2 separate regions of the Homo sapiens genome follow, and region 2 is linked to region 1. A link is an interaction called in ENCODE POLR2A ChIA-PET data of the cell type or tissue named here. Cell type or tissue: endothelial cell of umbilical vein. All regions are shown on one strand. Links, peaks and the distances in the headings refer to the core of each region. The heading gives the core; the rest is flanking DNA. Region 1 has its middle 47 kb from the start of NR1D2. Region 2 overlaps RPL15 (ribosomal protein L15).

Region 1 (2,820 bases), core at 274-2,773:
TTCCTGGCATCACTTCCCAGCAGCCAACTGCTTGTCTCTGAATTGGCTTTGGGAGCACTCAAACTAAACATCCATTATATGTGTCTGGGACTGAGTATAAATGACCTCTAAGGTCCCTCCCTAGTCTGAATTCCTATTATCGTTATCATTTCATCCTTTCATCCTTTTTTTTTTTTTTTAAGACAGGGTTTCCTCTGTTGCCCAGGCTGAAGTGCAGTTATGTGATCATAGGTCACTGCAGCCTCAAACTCCTGGATTCAAACAATCCTCCCATCTCAGCCTCCAGAGTAGCTAGGACTACAGGTGCACACCACCATGCCCAACTAGTTTGTTTAATTTTTTGGAGAGATTGCAGTGGGGGTGGAGGGGGCGGTGCTCTTGCTATATTGCCCAGGCTGGTCTTGAACTCCTAGTGATCCTCCTGCCTCAGCCTCCCTAAGTGCGGAAATGGATGCTTTTATAAACATGGTTACCCGAGAAGCTCTAGGATTGTCCTGAGTTCTCAAAGAAGTCACAGGGTAAAGCCAAAATCACCCCAATGCCAGGGTGGATAACAATGTTTCATTAGTTGATCCCACCTTCCGAATAAAATAAAGCATTTCTTATTCCAAAAAAGAAAGTCCTCGCTCCCATAAAGTAGCCATAAAAATCAGCACTAAACAATGGTCTAAAGTCTGAAAAATTAAGTGAGACTACAAATAGAAATATCCCATTAAAACCTAAACTTTCATAGACAGCAAACTTAGGGTAATTGCAATGTCTATAGCTAAGGGTACATTTTGTTTTATTCTTTAACTTCTCATGCCTCCAAGAAGTACAGTCATGCACCACATAATGATGTTTCAATCAATGAAAAGCCACATATATGACAGTGGTCCCATTAGATTATGCCATATTTTTACTGTACCTTTTCTATATTTAGTTATGTTTAGACACACATACTTATCACTGTGTCAGAACTGCCTACTGTATTTAGTACAGTAACATGCTATGCAGCTTTGCAGCCTAGAAGCAATAGACTATACCATACAGCATAGGTGTGTAGTAGGTTATCCCATCTAGGTTTGGGTAAGTACACTCTGTGGTGTTTACAGGATGAAATCGCCTAATGACACATTTTTCAACAAGTATTCCTGTTGTTAAGCAACGCATGCATCCAGGCTCAAGTTACGCTCTGAAATTAGCTTATCAAATGAATCAGCCTTCCCTTGGCTCTTAAATCTTATATAATTAGCTTTGTAACATAATGCGTTCAGTGGCTGTGGGCAAAGCTCAAAGGAGTGAGAAAATCCATTTAGGGCAGTTGCCAGAATTTCCGGTGTTTCCTCAAGCTGAGCTGCTAATTCATTTTCTTGGCATAGCCTAGGATGGATCCCAGATCTGCCAGGCCCTTCTGGCTTCCCCTCCATTGGAAATGACTTGAGATTCAGTCTTCTGTTATTTTGAGGCCTTCTTTTGATGTCCCACCTGAATGAAAGAAGTGTGGTCACAGAAATGACAGAAGTTTATCATTTGTCAAACCTCAGATTTGAGCGGGAATTGATTAACTGCGTTATGTGCCAACCATCCCCAGAGTTTCTCAACTACCACAGCGTGTCAGCAACAAAAGTCACAAAACTGCATAGGAGACAGATACGCAGTTGTTTTCTTGAAAGAACTCCAGAAACCAAATTATACAATTTCTAACACTGGGCTAATTCAGGGGCCTGGTAAACACAGAAACCACAGAGGGGAGGGAAGAGGAAACAGGGGAAAGCAGGATGTCTGGTCTAATTCACCATTCACTTTGCTCTGCTCTGTTTTATAACAATGTCAGCTCTATGGAATAAAACAAAATGTGGCTTCTGTGTCTTTAAGGCCCAGGCAGCACTGGCAATGGATAGGTTTCCATAGCAACTTGTAATTCCACTGTCTATTAAGTGGAAAAGCAACAATAGAAAATCCCTAGCAAATAAAGTGTGATACCTCTCAATGACAATTATCTGCTTATTACAGTCTCGCTTTGAGTGCTTAAAAATACAAACACCTAGAATCTTTTACTATGTTTGAATGAAGCAGCGCTATTTCTTTTCTTCTTTTTCTTTTGAAAAACTCTTAGACACAAAAGAAGAAACAAGTTTCTGAGGGTGTTGAGACGTCAAGCCTCTTTGGTGGCCCCAGATGAATTCTCCCACTCTACATGCACACTGCACAAAAGCAGAAAGGAGGATTAAGCAATTCAGAAATCTACAGCAACATGAGGTAGATTCCTACCACAGGACCTCATCCAATCAGTGTCCATCAGACTTGCTTGTAAAAGGCCTGGGACCACATGAAGTCTAGGGCAGTGTACTTTGCACACACAAAAAATTTTTTAAGATTATAACCTCATTAAACATCGATAAGCGTCCATCCATAGTCAATCAATTTAAATAACATTTATTGAAAGACTGTTAGGCAATTTGTGAGACACTAGAAAAACAAGGAAGACCTCTAGAAGCTCACAAACGGGGAATGGAAAGAAAAACAGAAATCTTTATGTGACCCGGTTTCTCAAGTGTTATGAGCTGAATTGTGCCTCCCAAAAATTCACATGTTGAAATTCTAACACCCAGTACCTCGGAACATAAACTTATTTAGAGATAGAGTCTTCAAAGAGGTCATTAAAATGAGAGAATTAAGGTGGGCCCAATACAATCCCACTGGTGTCCCTAGAGGGAAGACAATGTGAAGACACAGGCCCCTCCGCAAGCCAAGGAGAGAGGCCTGGAACAGCTCCTTCCCTCACAGCCCTCAGAAGGAACCAACCCTGCCCACATGTTGATCTCAGACTTCCAGCCT
Region 2 (2,820 bases), core at 319-2,818, 71 kb after region 1:
TCCAGCCTTGCGACACAGTGAGACTCCATCTCAAAAAAAACCAAAACAAAACAAATAAACTTTAAGTGTATAGGATTTGAATTCAGACTGTCACTGTATGACTTTGAGCAAGTTGCTTCATCTTTGTGTTTCCTCATTGGCAAAAAAGGATTAATACTAGTAACTGCACCTTTTGGGATTGTAAGAAACCAATTGTTATTTTTGAGACAAGTTCTGGCTCTATCACCCAAGATGGGAGTGCAGTGGTGTGATTTCGGAGACTACAGGCGTGCAACACCATGCCCAGCTGATTTGTTATTTTTTGTGAGATGGGCTCTCACCACGTTGCTCAGGCTGCTCTCTAACTCATGAGCTCAAGCCCACCTTGGTTACCGAAAGTGTTGGGATTGCAGGCGTGAGCCACCGCACCCAGCCAATTGTTGTTATTACTAAAGTAAATTTGGGCCCGGTGTGGTGGCTCATTCCTATAATTCCAGCACTTTGGGAGGCCAAGGCAGGATTGCTTGAGGCCAGTAGTTTGAGACCAACCTGGGCAACATAGTGAGATCCTGTCTGTACAAAAAATAAAAATTGGGCTGGGGGTGGTGGCTCACGCCTGTAATCCCAGCACTTTGGGAGGCCAAGGCAGGTGGATCACTTGAGGTCAGGAGTTCGAGACCAGCCTGGCCAACATAGTGAAACCCAGTCTCTACTAAAAATACAAAACTTAGCTGGGCATGGCAGTGTGCGCCTGTAGTCCTGGCTATTTGGGAGGCCGAGGCAGAAGAATTGCTCAAACCCGGGAGACAGAGGTTGCAGTGAGCCGTGATTGCCCCACTGCACTCCCACCTGAGTGAGAGTGAGACTCCATCTGGAAAAAAAAAAAAAAAAAAAAAAACTCAATAATCAATGTTGCTGTGTGAATTACATGCCAATATAGAAATAGTAAAGCAAATGGGAACAGCTTGTGGGGCGGTCAGGGTATAGCTAATAAAGTGACCCTTAATATTGGAGTAAAGCTTTCCCATCATAAAGGCATTAGGAAGTGTTTGGTGTATTTGAAGAACAAACAGCAAGGAGCCTGGGGTGTGGACTGCAGTAGGACATGAGGTCACACATAAAGTGGGAAGATCATGAAAGCTATCATGAGGACTTTTGATTTTTTTGCACGGGAGTGCCATGATCAATTTAATAGGATCCCTTGGACTACTGTGTGGAGATAAAACTGTTGGGTAGCAAGGACAGGAACAAGGTTTTCTTGTAGAGACAATGCTGACCTTTGGCCCGAACCCTTTCTCTCCTTCCCAAATTAGTCATGTTTAAGGATTTTTTTTGTTTTTAGGTCTCACTATGCTGCCCAGGCTGGCCTCAACAAATCCTCCAGCTTGTCTCCCAAAGTGCCAGGATTACAGGCCTGAGCCACCACACCCAGCTGAACAGTTTTAGATAAAAACCTAATTCATGCAATGATCAAAGAACTGAGAGAATAAGTACATTTTATGCTATCTCAAATTATATTATTTCTATAATCACATTTTGATGCCTTTTTGCTGGTTAGGGCATTTGGTTTGCTTTAAAGTACATTAGCACTGTAAGATGACAAAAAATAACAGAAGGTCCATTTGTTTTAGTTTAATAGACATTTATTCCTTCAGTTGAACAACCTCTACACAATTAAAATGTATGACTTAAGATCTTTTCTTTTTTTGTGAAGAAATTTAGGTCTCAAGAACTTTTATGAACTTGCTATGAGTACTTCCTGGAAATCAATTAACTGAGTCTTTTGAAACCCCTAGAGAAGATAGGAGAAAATTGGTTCAGAACGAGCATTTAAATTAAGTCAGCAAAGTCAGAATTTAAAATTGGGCAATTCCTTGTCTACATTTTCTTTACACTCAAATTGACCCTGGACAACAGTAGTCTAGTCTCCTGGAAGACATGGTGCAAACAGAAATGCAATGTGGTGGTATACTCATAGTCAAAGTGGGTGCACAAGTGATGGTCCAACTTTGTGGAATGGTAAGGATTTTTAGGGTTGTTTGGCCAGAACAAGAGAAATAACTGCAGAAAACACATATGGTTGGAAACCATGCGCTTGTGACTTTTTCTGTAGCCTATGGGAGTGGACAGAGTGGGTAACCCAAGATGTTTTTAAGACTGACTGGACTAAGAATGACGTACTTATAGCCAACTACTTTCCCCCTAATGTGACTGAAGGGATTCATAATGATCACAATTAGCATTACGGTTAAGTATTTTAGGGTTGACGTCTAAGCTCACACTTGAAAGGTATTTATCTAATGGCCACTGGCTCACCAGCTTCCCACCCTAGCATTCATTGCTAGCTTACCAATCTTAAGGCTAATAATTTTATCGCACATTCAACTTCAAAACACACCAGTGTTTACCATTACCACTAATCACTGAATGCCATGAAGCCATGGCACTGAACCAGGAGCTTTCACCTTTTATGTGAATTTAAAATGGTACTGTGGAGGCTGAGGCAATTTTCTTCAGGCTAACCCAGATTTTCTAAAGCCCAACTTAAAAAGTCTACACCTGCCAAACTAAAAAAAACGCAGCCACTTGAAAATAAACCAGCAGAGCATTGCCATCACTCCGATAAAGCTGCAGGTTTCATCACATGCACCAGACAAATCTACAGGGCTAGTTTCAGTTCTCTCCTTTTAAAGAATTTATTAAGCCTGTTATACCACACAGTATGTTTTATACACTGACATACAACTCCCTAATAAGATAAAGCAAAGACAAAAAAGTTTATCTTATTAGAAACAAGATACACCACCACTTATTGTCTTCAAACATTATTGCACTTTAACT

The links. Peaks named below come from ENCODE experiments on the same cell type or tissue, not always from the same donor. Only the 100,000 strongest peaks of a DNase experiment are listed, where the experiment ranks them.
Region 2: POLR2A ChIA-PET joins it to region 1 with 5 read pairs; 14 of 35 experiments call an interaction of 5 or more read pairs at or near these places.

Annotation. Positions count from the first base shown.
Region 1 is chr3:23,990,810-23,993,629 of GRCh38, reverse strand. No RefSeq gene overlaps it. Among named protein-coding and RNA genes, the nearest start is that of NR1D2, 47 kb to the right of the region's middle. In endothelial cell of umbilical vein, for the core only: no CTCF peak of the experiment used is centred there; DNase peaks (open chromatin) are centred at 1,279 and 1,739; H3K27ac peaks cover 645 bases.
Region 2 is chr3:23,919,628-23,922,447 of GRCh38, reverse strand. It overlaps RPL15 (ribosomal protein L15), which reads right to left. Exons shown (of 4, transcript NM_002948.5): 4 at 1,459-2,820. It also overlaps a transcript of NKIRAS1 not described here. Among named protein-coding and RNA genes, the nearest start is that of RPL15, 3.9 kb to the right of the region's middle. In endothelial cell of umbilical vein, for the core only: no CTCF peak of the experiment used is centred there; no DNase peak of the experiment used is centred there.